Linked DNA regions of Homo sapiens: region 1 is linked to region 2. Evidence: chromatin contacts called from ENCODE Hi-C or POLR2A ChIA-PET data. All regions are on one chromosome and are shown on one strand. The core of a region is the stretch at or near the end of the contact, and the rest is flanking DNA. Distances in the headings are between cores, read along the strand shown. Region 1 overlaps CUX1 (cut like homeobox 1). Region 2 overlaps CUX1 (cut like homeobox 1).

Region 1 (7,422 bases), core at 2,579-5,078, 130 kb after region 2:
TTGTTTCCCTTGGGTGTGGTTCATGGTAGGTGCCCCATGGGCGTTATTGGTGGGAGACCTCCCTGTCTCAGTCTGAGCTGGGCCCATCGCCATCAGGGCACGACAGCCACAGCAGGTGCCTTTGCTGGGAGTAATCTTGCCCTGGCTCGCATGAGACTGCAGACCAGCCCTTCTCCGTAAGTTCAGGCGTTTGTGCTCCGATCAGCTTTTCCTATAGGTTTGTCCCCCACCCCTTGCCCAACTCTTTGACCCCCCGAGTTAAGGGGATTCCAGACCTAGAGCCAAGTGACCTTCCTCAGAGCCTGGCCCTGTCTCCACCGCTTCAGCAACCTGCTCTTTCTGGACAGGGTCCAGCGAGCCCCACCTCTGTCCGTTTCCTCTACCCCCTGTGCTAAGGAAGCCTCACCTGCAGTGTAGGTTGTGGTGAAAAATGTCCCCCCTTAAGGACAGAGCAGGTCATCACGTGCAGCCCTGGGGTAGAAGGGGAGAGTTCGCTTGATCAAACCTAACTGGAGCTTTTCTTTTAAAGCAGGAAGAATTAATCTGTAGATATTTCTCCTTTCAATGCCAAAGAACTTTATGATCTGGTATTGAGACTATTGGTGGGTTTTTTTTGTTTTCTTTGTTTTTTTGTTTTGTTTTGTTTGAGACAGGGTCTCGCTCTGGTACCCAGGCTGGAGTGCAGTGGCACGATCTCAGCTCACTTCAACCTCTGTGACCGGGGTTCAAGCGATTCTTCCGCCTCAGCCTCCCGAGTAGCTGGGATTACAGGCGCTCGCCACCATGCCCGGCTAATACTTGTATTTTTAGTAGAGGCAGGGTTTCATCATGTTAGCCAGGCTGGTTTCAAACTCCTGGTCTCAAGTGATCCACCTACCTCGGCCTCCCAAAGTGCTAGGATTACAGGCGTGAGCCACTGGGCCCGGCCGAGACTATTGGCTTATGAATCAAGTCTAAGAAGATACACTAGTCTTTGAAGGCCGCTCTGTATGTTTTTCCAACTGCCTTGTAGATATACTTTGTTTTAACAGCTCGTTTTAACAGCTCCTGATGCCAGCGTGCTTATTTGGGTATTGAAATATGCGCCAACACCGTGCCCCGATGCCACGCGTTAGCCCCCAGGAGGCTTGCGTGAAAGTAAATACTAGAATTTCCAGCGTGGATATAATTTCCCTTCCATCGACCTTGACCATGTCCTTTTCAGTTCCTCATAAAAACTGTGTGTTAGCCCAGAGAATACCCTGAAATGATCTGTGGTGAACTGATTGAACGAACTACATATTCTAGGCCAAACTGAAATTATTCGCTATTTGAAGTCAGAGCTGAGCATAATACCGGGCAGGTTAATAGATCAGTGGAAGCTGTTTCGTCAGCTCATAAAAACGTGAGAGATCTAAATTTTTATAATAAATCATTTTGCTGAGCAAACAATATGTGCGGTTATTACAGACTTTGGAAAATAAATGATTTTAGACCAATGTCAGGCTGCAGATACTGATGTGGTTAGTTGAGCCTTCAGCATGAAGAGAATGAAAAATCTTTGGAATACTGTTGACACTCACACCATGAAACCACATGCCATTTAATTCATTACTGCGCTTCCAAGATTACATTTACAGTTGTGGTATTAACCCCTGGGCATTTTTGTATTACTTATTGCAGACAGTTTGTCAGGCAGGATTAATTCAGTGGGGGGAGGAGGCAGCAGTTTGGAGAGAAAGTGGATGATTAAGACTGGGGTGGGGCTGGGCGCGTCGGTTCACGCCTGTCATCCCAGCACTTTGGGAGGCCGAGGCGGGTGGATCACCTGAGGTCAGGAGTTCGAGACCAGCCTGGCCAACACGATAAAACCCCGTCTCTACTAAAACTACAAAAATTAGCCGGGTGTGGTGGCGCATACCTGTAATCCCAGCTACTCGGAAGGCTGAGGCAGGGAGAATCGCTTGAACCCAGGAGATGGAGGTTGCAGTGAGCTGAGATCATGCCATTACACTCCAGCCTGGGCAACAAGAGCGAAACTCCATCTCAGAAAATAAAAATAAAAATACAAAAATTAGCTGTGATTGGGTGTGCCTGTAATTCCAGCTACTTGGGAGAGGCTAAGGCAGGAGAGTCACTTGAACTGGGAAGGCAGAGGCTACAGTGAGTTGAGATTGTGCTACTGCACTCCAGCCTGGGCGACAGAGTGAGACTCTGTCTCAAAAAAAAAAAAAAAAAAAAAAAAAAAAAAACCTGGTTGGGAGGTGCCCCAAAGCAAGACCCGCCTCCTTGGTCCTGGTCTGCAAACACTGATGGCCACACTCACATCTTCCAAAGCCCCCGATCGCACTTACTCAGCTAGTTGTATTTTTCTTTCGGCTTTTAAAAAAGAATACCTCCTTAGAAAAATTAATAATGGGCCAGGCACAGTGGCTCAGGCCTGTAATCTCAGCATTCTGGGAAACTAAGGCAGGAGGATCGCTTCAGGCCATGAGTTCAAGACCAGCCTCGGCAACATAGCAAGATCAACTTTGTCTCTACAAAAAAGAAAAAACTAGCTAGGTGTGGCAGTGCATACCTGTAGTCCCAGCTACTCGGGAGGCCAAGGCAGGATTGTTTGAGTTCAGGAGTTTAAGACCAGCTTGGGAAGCATTGTAAGACCCCTGTCTCTAAAAAACAAATTTTTCTTTTAAATTAGCTGGGCTTGCTAGTGCACACCTATAAGTCCCAGCTACTCAAGAGACTGGGGCAGGAGGATCACTTGAGCTCAGGACAAGAGTTGGAGGCTGCAGTGAGCTATGATCGCACCACTGCACTCCATCCTGGGCAACAGAACCAGACCCTGTATCAAAAATAAAAAAGAATTCTCAGAAAAATGAGTAACAAACATACAGATTTTTGTTTGTTTGTTTTTGTTTGTTTGTTTTTTTGAGACAGGGTCTCACTTTGTCACCTAGGCTGGAGTGTAGTAGCACCATCTTGGCTCATGCTCCTCCTGCCTCAGCCCCTCAAGTAGCTGGGACTACAGGCATGCACCACCACACCCGGCTAATTTTTGTACTTTTAGTAGAAACGGGGTTTCACCATGTTGGCCAAGCTAGTCTCGAACTCGCGACCTCAGGTGATCCACCTGCCTTGCCCTCCCCAAGTGCTGGGATTACAGGCATGAGCCACTGCATCTGGCCGACTTTTAAAATAATAATCAGAGCGTTTCCTCGCCAACTGCATCCCTGGTTCCTCCCATTGTCTCCTCCTGTGGTTTCTGGTCCCTTCTGTGAATGGAGACAGCAGCCCCTCCGAGCCTGGCTGTCACCACAATCCCTGGTATGGAATAGGCCTGCCCTGCAACTGCAGAGTGTGGTGTCGTCATTGTCATTCGAAAGCCTGGGGAAAGAGAGTTGCTTTTGTCATGAAAGGTAAGTGCAGTCCTTGTTATCACATTCAGTATTTTGGTCCGTTTAGCAGTTGCTTAGTAACCAAAGCACAACTGACCAGGAGATGGAAAACTTGAAATTCACTTCCAGGATTGCCTCACACTGCCAAGTCTGCACCTTCCCGCGTCAGTGGGACTGATTTTTTTATAAATGATGTGAAATCTTCTGGAGATGAGGCGTGGTTTTCCGGATATTCGGTGTCCTGATGAAAATCCAAAGCCATGTGCTATCTGAGAAGAAATCCAGAGAGTGTGCACTTTCCAGGAGGTGCCCAAGCCCCACCCAGGCCCCATAAACCTGGCAGGAACTGGACTCGACCCACATGGACCCCAGCCCTGCCAAGCCGGCCTCTGTGTAAAGCTGGGCCCCTGGAACTTTGCTCTTCTCTATGCCTGGGCCTTTGGCCACTGGCAACACCAGGTCGCAAGTGAGGAGTGGATGAAAGCAGCCAGGGGCGGGCCAGCACCCCCAGGCAGCCACGCCTCCAGCTTTTCAGCTCCGCACTCCCAAGATCAGGGAGCTGCACCCAGGGAGACGGTGTCCTCCTGTTGCTGCTGCTCCCGGAAGAGTCAAGGCTAAGTAAGCTACCTGGCCAGAGGGTTTTCCTGGTTGCCAAGCAGCAGGGAGGAGTCATCGGCAAGGCATCTCAGAGATGGGGGCCATCCCCTTCCCTTCCTTCCTATGTTCGGCAGAAAGGCATTGAATGCCTACCGTGTGTTTTTCTCCTTCAATTCGCTTGAGAGACACGCAGCAGGGCTGGCTTCTCTGTCCTCCCACCGTGTACATTGCCAGAAAGAGCGGCTGGTATCCCTGGAGGACCCAAACACACAAGCAAAAACAGCTGGGCCCCAGAGGAGGGCAGTGCTTCTGAAAGACACACCCAGACCCCAACAGTGGGTGTGATATGAGGCAGGACAGCTGGGCCACAAAGACAAAGCACCACAAAGGCACTCAGGGAAACAGAGGAAGATATTGGCAGTGTGAAGCGAAACCAACAGGTAATTTTCAAATGGACCAAGTGGAAGTAACAGCGTAAAAAAATTGAATAACTTAGGAGCAAAGAAGAAAGGATACATTGCCAGCTGGGTCTGATGGCTCATGCCTGGAATCTCAGCACTTTGGGAGGCCAAGGCCAGAGGGTTGCTTGAGCTCAGGAGTTCGAGACCAGCCTGGCAACATAGCAAGACCCCATCTCTATAAACAAAATGTTTTTAAGTAAATAAATAAAAGAATCAACACAAGCCTGGAAAATAAAGATGAAGATATTTCCCAGAAAGTAACTAAAAAGATATAGATGTAGATGTTAGAAAGAAAAGAAAATTAGAGATCAATTCAGGAGCTCCAACATCCACCTAATAGGAATTCCAGAAAGAGGAAGTAGAAAATAGTTCAGGTGCAGTGGTTCACACCTATAATCCCAGCACTTTGGGAGGCTGAGGTGGGAGGATCGCTTGAGCCCAGGAGTTCAAGACCAGCCCGGATAACATGGCAAACCCCCATCTGTACCAAAAAAAAAAAACAAATAGAAAAATTAGCTAGGCATGGTGACATGCGCCTGTAGTCCTAGCTGTTAGGGAGGCTGAAGTGGGAGGATCGCTTGAGCCCAGGAGACTGAGGCTGCCTTGAGTCGTGATCACACCACTGTACTCCAGCTTGTCTCCAAATAAATAAATAAATAAATAAATAAATAAATAGCTAAAGACCAGTTAGATCAAGTTAACCTTGATCCAGAAGGCAGCAAGAAAAGGATAAAGAAATAGCAAAATATAAAAGAAAAGTTAAATGACATGGAAGACAGAAGTAGCTATGCCAACAATATCCAAATAACAGTAGTCTCAAACAGAATAGAAGTATTCAAATGAAAATAGCCAGAATTAAAGAAAGAGAGGGCTTATATAGGGGCACACTGGAGCCATTAGGAAAAGTGCTCACCTAGACCCACATTCAGTGTCTCTTCACTCACCAGCCGGACCAGTCCCCATCCACCTCCCAAGTTCTGCAGCCAGCTCTGCTGATGCATTCAGAGGAGGATTTAGGCAATTGTCAACCTCTGCACATCTTGTTGTGGGTACGCAGCAGCTATGTATTTTCATTGTCATCTTTTAAATCTATGACATAGATGAGATACGCAGGACCTAAGCCTGCATCTCTATGTGCCCATTCCAGCACCAGGAAACTTTTAGGGGTCTGAAACACTAGTGGAGCTAGTGAATGAGTGAATGACGGTAGCCAGGGCAGTTTTGACCTGTGTATGTGGACATTGGAAATACACGATAGGTAACTAACTGAAGTACAAAATTGTGTTTAAAACTTGTGATTTGGGACAGGCGCAGTGGCTCATGTCTATAGTCGCAGCACTTTGGGAGGCCAAAGCGGGTGGATGGCTTGAGCCCAGGAGTTTAAGACCAGCCTGGGCAACATGGTGAAACCTTGTCTCTACCAAAAAAAAAAAAAAAAAAATTAGGTATGCTGGCGTACACCACTAGTCCCAGCTACTCTGGAGGCTGAAGCGGGAGGACTGCTTGAGCCCAAGAGGCAGAGGTTGCAGTGAGCCAAGATCACACCACTGCACTCTAGCCTGGGTGAGAGTGAGACCCTGTCTCAAAAAGAAAAAAAAAAACAACACAAAAAATCCTTGCAATTTGCCTTAAGTAAAGTTTGCAAGCTTTTATTTTGTGTCTGAAGGAGTTTACGCTCTGAATTCTTCAACAGGGCGTCAAGGTAGCAGCTTTCTGCATTGACTGGTGATTATCCTTTTCTGATATGTTTTAAGACCCTTAACACTTTTAATTTTTTTAATTACCATTTGTAGTATTAGACTATCTTTGCACAGCAATTTTTCTGTCAGATCTTGGAGGTTTCACTTTGAGATGATACAGAAGGATGTTTCATCATTTAAGAAGCCCTGACCCTTCCCCACTCCCTGCACCCAGCACTGTATTGCAGAGGCCCAGTTTGGGTATTTATCTTACAGAGACGCTGCCTTCTTCATGAAATCGTCCTAAAAATAGCTTCATTTAACTAGGCCATTTGACAGGCTTTTTCAGACTTTTTCTCAGACCAGTCTGAAAGCCGGATATTATTTCAAACAGATACAATGAACATTGAACCCGATCACAAGGCATCTGTTACCCTATTCAGGCTGCTGGGAGTTGATAAGACTACCTCAAATCGCTGTGTGTAGTTAAAGGCTGCAAAAGCCTCAGGCCACAAAAATTCCCCAGCCCAGGGGCCCGGAGACAGTTTTTCCAACTCTCAGCGTCCAGGGTGTACCTTAGCCTGTTTTCTGTTGCTGCAACAGAACACCTGAGGCCAGGGTGATTTATAAAGAAGATAGGTTTATTTGGCTCACAGATCTGCAGGCTGGGAAGTTCAAGGACATGGCCCTGGCTCCTGGCGAGGGCTTCCATGCTGCATCATAACAGTACGGATAGGGTCAAAGGGGAGGTGGATGCGTGCCAAGAGGGACAACCCAGGGAGGTTCCTGGCATTATGATAACCCAGTCTCAAGGGAACTCATCCAGTCCCTAAAGTCTGGTCAGAGCAAGAACTCATTCACTGCCAGGAGAATGGCACCAAGCCATTCATGAGGGCATCCACTGCCATGACCCAAACACCTCCCTCTAGACCCCACCTCCCAATGCCCCCACACTGGGGATCAAATTTCAGTAGCAGTTTTGGTGGAGACAAACCATAGCAGGGTGGGTGGGTACTCTCACTTGGACGTGCCTCCTTGGGACCATGGAGCAGGTTTCGGAAGGATAGAACTCTCATTGTCAGGCCTGTCCAGCACCCTGGGCTGTCCCCAGGAGTAGACTTGCCCGTCACAGACAGGATGGGCCACATCCAGGACTCTGGCATCCAACGTGACGTGCAGCCCTGTGAATACAGGACAAATTCTAGGGATATAGGGCAAAAGGGACCTATGGCCCAGCATTCAGAGAGAGCTCACAGCGTGGGCACCCAGTGAAAACTCAAACCTGGAAACTAGGACTAGGGACAGTGCCAC
Region 2 (7,433 bases), core at 3,046-5,545:
TTATAAAAAGACATTGGGGTCAGGCGTGGTGGCTCACGCCTGTAATCCCAACACTTTAGGAGGCCAAGGCAGGTGGATCCCTTGAGGTCAGGAGTTCAAGACCAGCCTGGCCAACATGGTGAAACCCCGTCTCTACTAAAAATACAAAAATTAGCTGGGCATGGTGGCGGGCGCCTGTAATCCCAGCTACTTGGGAAGCTGAGGCAGGAGAATTGCTTGAACCCAGGAGGCAGAGGTTGCAGTGAGCTGAGATCGCGCCACTGCACTCCAGCCTGGGTGACAAGAGCAAAACTCGGTTTGGAAAAAAAAAAAAAAAAGAAATTACAAAGTGAGCTAAGACCAGAGGAGAGGGGAGAGGCAAGAGCGGAGAATTACCCCAGATGAGGGAGATCTGGAACAGAAGGTGACAACAGGCCAAGCCACAGGGCCAGGTCCCTAAGGGTCCCCACCTCTAGCACCATTGGCAACAACCTTGTGAGAGTCAGAATCAAGTCTTTCAGAAGTGACCCAGTTCAGCCCCTCACTACCCCCACCCTGCCCTAGTGCTCTTGGAAAGACTACATTGTCTCCGAAGGAGAAAGGGTCCCACCCCTGAACTGTCACTGTACAGGATGGGGTACCACCAAGAGATGTTGTACCTCTTAAATGCAGTCAGGGTTATTTCCCAGAAAAGTATCCAAGTTACTGTAGGATGAAAAAGACATCCAGAAAAACCTGGATTATCAGATTTTTTTTTCCCCCATTTGGAGACAGGGTCTTGCTCTGTCACCCAGGCTGGATTACAGTGGCACAGTCATAGCTCACTGCCATCCCAAACTCCTAGGCTCAAGCCATCCTCCACCTCAGCCTCCAAAATAGATAGGACTACAAGCCTGCACCACCATACTCACTAATTTTTGTATTTTTTTCTAGAGACGGGATTTCACCACGTTGCCCAAGCTGGTCCCGAATGCCTGGGCTCAAGCAATCCTCCTGCCTTGGCCTCCCAAAGTGCTGGGATTACAGTTGTGAGCTACCAGATACTTTTTTTTCTCTTTTTTTTTTTTTTTTTTTTTTGGATGGAGTTTCCTGGGTTGAAGCGATTCTCCTGCCTCAGCCTTCTGAGTAGCTGGGATTATAGGCATGCACCACCATGCCCACCTAATTTCGTATTTTTTGTTAGTAGAGATGGGGTTTCTCCATGTTGGTCAGACTGGTCTCCAACTCCTGACCTCAGGTGATCTGCCCGCTTCAGCCTCTCGAAGTGCTGGGAATACAGGTGTGAGCCACCACACCCGGCCCAGATATTTTAAAAACAGAAATGACTTGATGACTTTGGAGATGTGTTTGTAATTCACAGCCTCCTTCTATGTGTGCATTGTGTTTGTGCTGATTCCAGTGAGCCTCTCGCTCCTGCAGACAGAGGTGAACCTCCATGCAGCAGCTCAGCGTGTCACCAGCTCTGGGTCCCTGGCACGCGACTCTGGGATATGGGGAGTGGAAGAGAGCTCATGGGAATTGGGAGCACGAGGCCCTAAGATGGAGCAGAGCCTTCCAGAGAGGGCTCGGGAGTGTGTGTGTTACGACTCCCGCTCGTACGTTACAGGTGCAATTGAACACTGCATGACGATTTTGTCTCTATTTTGCTTTTACATCAGAATGGTTTCCTCCAGCAATTGGCATTACCTAGAAAATTCCTTAATAGCATTTTGCTGTTCAGTTCTCTGACCTAAAAACTGAGTTGTGAATCAGCAGTTTCGAGAATAATGGAAATACGGCCAGACACAGTAGCACACGCCTGTAATCCCAGCACTCTGGGAGGCTGATGTGGGTGGATCACTTGAGCCTAGGAGTTTGAAATCAGCCTGGGCAACATGGCGAAACCCCGTCTCTACAAAAAATGCAAAAATTTGCCGGACATGGTGGCGCATGCCTCTAGTTCCAGCTGCTCGGGGTGCTGAGATGGGAGGATTGCTCGTGCCCGGGAGGTCACGACTGCAGTGAGCTATGATTGAGCCACTGCACTCCAGCCTGGAAGAGCGAGACACTGTCTCAAAAAAAAAAAAAAAGAAAAGAAAAAGAAAAGAATGGAAATCCTTCCACATAGAAACCTCTCTGTGTAAACATCATTTATTTGCTGTGTACTCAAAGGAGAGGAGGTTGACATGAGCTATTTTGGCTTTTGCCAAAAGGCATATGATTGGAATTATCTCAAGAACATCACTTTCTGTGCATTAAGATGTTTGTTGCTTTTTGCCCAATAGATGGGATGGGATGGAAACAAGGTGAAAACATCACTGACAAACCTGAATTAAGTATATAACTGAATTAAGTGTGTAACGTGTAACTTGAAGTAATTAAGTTTTAAAACATGGCCGGGTGCAGTGGCTCAAGCCTGTAATCCCAGCACTTTGGGAGGCCGAGGTGGGCAGATTACTTGAGGTCAGGAGTTCGAGACCAGCCTGGCCAACATGGTGAAAACTTGTCTCTACTAAAAGTACAAAAATTAGCAGGGCGGGGTGGCTCGCACCTATAGTCTCAGCTACTTGGGAGGCTGAAGCAGGAGAATCGCTTGAACCTGGGGGGTGGAGGTTGCAGTGAGCCGAGGTCACGTCACTGCACTCCAGCCTGGGTGACAGAGCGAGACTCCATCCCCCTCCCCGCAAAAAAGTTTTTAAACGTGTTCACTGCCTCCTTATCATTTGTTCCACTGTGGTTTTGGCCAGCCTGAACCCCACTTTTTCCAGTTTATGACCACAAAGAAGGATTGTGCGGGTGTGCATGAGGACCAGTAAGTGGCAGAGTCTGCATTTTCTGGTGCTGTCCAGACAGCAAAGAGTGCTGTGTTCTAGAAAGACAGTAAATCGTATCATGTCCTTGCTAACCGACGATGGAGAATTCTGTGGGTCAGAATTGAGCATCTTTTTTGAGACAGAGTCTCTCTCTGTTACCCAGGCTGGAGTGTAATGGCATGATCTTGGCTCACTTGCAGCCTCAACCACCCGGGTTGAGGTGGGGAGCCTCCCAATGTGCTGGGACTATAGGCGTGAGCCGCCGTGCCTGGCCAGAATTGAACATCTTTGTATCTTTCTTCTTAGTTTAGTACAAAACTGAATAATATTTGCAGGCAGCAGAATTGGATCGGGAATTTCTCAAACTGCCAAAGATGAAATTAGAATGAGTGATTTTTGGCTGGCAGCTTGAAGTACATATATATCAGTTTGTGTATGATACGTGTGAGTATGTAGTGGTTTTTCCCTCTTCAACTGTCTTTAAATATGTGTGCGTGCGTGAGTGTGTGTACAAACACACGTAGCTTTAATATCAAAAAGGTTATTTTTGTAGGTCTGTTAGGAGACATGAATATGCTCAAAAGGGAAAAAAATACATGGATAGGGTGAGAGGAGTTTGCTTTATTTAAGGACATGATAAAAGGCATAGCCCTTCTGCCTTTCTGGAATGCTGTAACAGAATATAGAAATAATTGTATCATCTCCTGTACTTCTCAGAGCTGGTGTTTGCGTGAGGCTGGCCCTGTGCCAGGTTGGCAGGGTTGGGGGTAACCCAGGAGCATGCCTGCTAAGGCACACTGCCATTCAGGGCCTGGCCTTGCCCCTGCGCCCCAGCCCCCTGCTCTCCTCCATCCAGCTCTGCCCTCTTCCATTTCTCTGCTACAGTCTGAAATCTCTCAGCCACACCAGCTTTCTCATTCCATGACCTCATCTGACTTGTCTCCTTCCCCTCTGAATCTGAGCCCTTGTTAAGCCTTTTTTTGTTTTTTCTTTGAGACAGAGTCTCACTCTGTCACCCAGGCTAGAGGGCATTGGTGCAGTCTCAGCTCACTGCAGCCTCTGCCTCCGCGGTTTAAGCGATCCTCCCACCTCAGCCTCCTGAGTAACCTGGACTACAGGCATGCACCACCACGCCCAGCTTATTTTTATATTTTGAGTAGAGATGGGGTTTCGTCATGCTGGCCAGGCTGGTCTCAAACTCCTGACCTCAGGTGATCCACTTGCCTCAGCCTCCCAAAGTGCTGGGATTACAGGTGTGAGCCAGCGTGCCCAGCCATAGCTATTCTTCCATTCATTCCCTCATGCACCCTTTCCATGTCTTTTGAGTCCCCACTGTGTGCCAGGCCCCATGGTCGTTTTCCCTGGACCCTGCTGGGATCATAGTAATCTTCCCCCATCATTCTTTACGCCTTCCACACTCTTTTCCCTTGTTACCCTTTGTGTTATATGTTGTCCTCTACCTTTCTGAAAAGCACAGTGGGTGAAATGCGGTGATGTGTTAGCTTCCTGTTGCTGCTGTCGCAACCTGCCATGCGCCGAGTGGCTTAAAACAACAGAAATTTATCATGTGACAGTGCTCGAGTTCAGGAGTCCAAAGTGGGATGGATTCCCCAGGCTGGAATCAAGGTGTCAGCCAGAGTTGTGTTCCTATTAGAAGCTCTGGGGGAGAATCAGTTTCCTGGCAGTTTCCAGCCTCTCGCGCTGCCGGCATTCCTATAGCATTCCGACCTCTGCGTCGGTCCTCAGATCTCCTCTGACTCTGAGCCTCCTGCCTGTCTCTTACTAGGAGCACTGGGATTACACTGGGCCCACCTGGATAATCCAGGGTCATCTCCTGACTCATGATCCCTGACATAATCCCATCTGCAAAAGCCCCTTTTACCATTGCAATCTAACACATTCACAGGCGCCAGCTATGAGGACGTGGTTATCTCTGGCGGACTATTATTGGTGCTGACCACAGATAGCCTTATTTATATAAAAAGAGATTGGTGGCCAGGCATGGTGGCTCACGCCTGTAATCCACAGCACTTCAGGAGACCAAGGCAGGCATATCGCTTGAACCTGGGAGTTCAAGACCAGCCTGGGCAACATAGTGAAATCCTGTCTCTACGAAAAATACAAAAACTAGCCGGGTGTGGTGGCGCATGCCTGTGGTCCCAGCTACATGGGAAGTTGAGGTGAGAGGATCCCTTGAACCCGGGAGGTGGAGGTTACAGTGAGCCGAGATCATGCCACTGTACTCCAGCCTGGGTGACAGAGCCAGACCCCGTCTTAGGTGGGAAAAAAAAAAGATTGGTAAAGAATCTGATTATTTTTTGTCCTGGAGCCTGGTGTAAAAAAATAGAAAATCATCTAGTTGAGGAAGTAACAGGATTGACTTCTCCAAGGAAATAATGGTATCACGTTTAGAAATGCATCCTTTGGAACAGTATATAGTTAAAAGGGAAATTATAATGCTTCTTGACCAAATGTTTCTACAGGATCACAATACAAAATAACGTGGGCTGTGATGATATTTGTCAAAAAACTTGTGGTACAGTGGCCAGGTGCAGTGGTTCACACCTGTAATCCTAGCACTGTGGGAGATCAAGACAGGCAGATCGCTTGAGTCCAGGAATTCAAGACCAGCCTGGGCAACATAGCAAGACCCTTATCTCTACAAAAAAATAAGAAAATTAGCAAGGCATGATGGTGTGCGCCTGTAGTCCCAGCTACTTGGGAGGCTGAGGTGGGAGGATCGCTTGAACCCAGGAAGTTGAGGCTGCAGTGAGCTATGATCACACCACTACACTCTAACCTGGATGACAGAGCAAGACCCTGTCTCAAAAAAACAAAAGCTTGCTGTACAGGCCTGTCCTGTAGGTCCCTCTGCAATGATGGAAAAATTCTGTGTCTGCATTGTTGGAAGCAGTAGCCACCAGCAACGGGTGGCTACCGAATCCTTGAACTGTGGCTAGGGTAACTAAGAAACTGAATTTTCCAAATTTATTTAACTTTAAGTTATATTTAAATATAAATAAGCACATATGGCTGTATGTGTTGAATAAGAAGACTTTTTCATCTGGGATCTTGATAGGTCTTACTTAGGAAGCCTCTGATAAAATAATTTGCAGAGTTTTATTTCTAATGGCAAGGTCAGTAGCTTTCCTCAGATTCTCAGAAGGCTTCATCAACTAAAATGTAGGCCTAGCCCGGTGGCTCATGCCTGTAATCCCAGCACTTTGGGAGGCTGAGGTGGGCGGATCACCTACGGTCAGGAGTTTGAGAACAGCCTAGCCAACATGGTGAAACCCCGTCTCTACTAAAAATACAAAAATTAGCCAGGCATGGTGGTGGGCACCTGTAGTCCCAGCTACTCAGGAGGTTGAGGCAGGAGAATCACTTGAACCTGGGAGGTGTAGGTTGCAGTAAGCCGAGATCTCGCCACTGCACTCCAGCCTAGGCAACAGTGAGACTCCGTCTTTAAAAAAAAAAAAAAAAAAAAAAAAAACATAGTTTCAATGCCTAAACTTTCAGTAAATAAGATATTATCTTAGTCGAGTCTTTTCAAAGTTTTTGAAGCACTTTCTCAGTTACTTCATTTTAAATAAAATGCTCTGAACAAGATCATAAGCATGCACCTATGGGATGTCCTGGTGTTTCGAAATGGGCACTGGTGGCATGGGATAAAATTTATTGTGACTCTGTCAGATGTGGATTCAAAACAGGCTGTATCTCCGACTTAACAGTGCATTAAAATGGCAGCTAGGGCCGGCCATGGTGGCTCATGCCTGTAATCCCAGCACTTTGGGAGATGAAGGTGGGCGGATCACCTGAGATTAGGAGTTCCAGACCACCTTGGCCAACATGGCAAAAACCCATCTCTACTACAAATACAAACATTAGCCGGGCGCCTGTAGTCCCACTTACTCGGGAGGCTGAGGTGAGAGAATCACTCAAACCCAGAAGGCAGAGGTTGCAGTGAGCTGAGATCTTGCCACTGCACTCCAGATTAGGCGACAGAGCGAGACTCCATCTCAAAAAAAAAGAAGAGGCAGCTAAAATACAGTGCAGTGGCCCAGGTCCATTTCAGATAGAAACAGCCAGGCAAACCCCCCATTCTAGTCTATTTTATTCTAAGCAGATTATCTCACTTAGACTGACATCAGCAAAAGCTTTAGTCTGTAGCACATTCAAAATGAGGTATATGTGACCAGGAGTTAGTAGAAATAAAACATCGTTGTAGGCCAGGTGCGGTGGCTCACACCTGTAATCCCAGCACTTTGGGATGCTAGGGTGGGCACATCTCTTAAGCCCAGGAGTTTGACCCTCGCCTGGACGACATGATGAAACCCTGTCTCTACAAAAAAATACAAAAATTAACCAGGCATGGTGGCGTACGCCTGTAGTCTCAGCTACTTGGTAGGCTGAGGTGGGAGGATGACTCTAGCCCAGGAGGCAGAGGTTGCAGTGAGCCAGGGTTGTGCCACTGTGCTCCAGCCTGGTCAACAGAATGAGACTCTGTCTTCAACAACAAGAACAACAAAGAACCACCTCGTTGTATTCTTAAATAAGTTTAAATCCTGAAGCGCCAGTTGGCGTTATTGATGTTTTAGGAGTGCAGGAATGGGTGAGGTCCCAGGCTTGCTTTAGATAGTGATAATTAGCACTGACTGCCAC

The links. A loop is a pair of places that touch in the nucleus more often than their neighbours do. ChIA-PET counts read pairs that join two places held with the same protein, here RNA polymerase II (POLR2A). Pooled maps may share reads with other maps.
Region 1: POLR2A ChIA-PET joins it to region 2 with 10 read pairs in HepG2. The contact joins two enhancer-like sites. A Hi-C loop is called at or near these places in 1 of 50 pooled maps. POLR2A ChIA-PET finds 5 or more read pairs at or near these places in 3 of 52 experiments (HepG2, activated T-cell and activated naive CD4-positive, alpha-beta T cell).

Annotation. Positions count from the first base shown.
Region 1 is chr7:102,149,528-102,156,949 of GRCh38, forward strand. All of the region lies in intron 8 of CUX1 (cut like homeobox 1), which reads left to right. Among named protein-coding and RNA genes, the nearest start is that of SH2B2, 130 kb to the right of the region's middle. RefSeq lists a silencer at 657-798 and an enhancer at 3,302-4,007. Within about 2 kb of position 3,829, at least 8 of the 41 ENCODE cell types and tissues checked have a DNase peak (open chromatin) inside an H3K27ac peak, as active enhancers do.
Region 2 is chr7:102,020,581-102,028,013 of GRCh38, forward strand. The region is part of intron 2 of CUX1 (cut like homeobox 1); the gene reads left to right. Among named protein-coding and RNA genes, the nearest start is that of CUX1, 210 kb to the left of the region's middle. Within about 2 kb of position 4,296, at least 3 of the 41 ENCODE cell types and tissues checked have a DNase peak (open chromatin) inside an H3K27ac peak, as active enhancers do.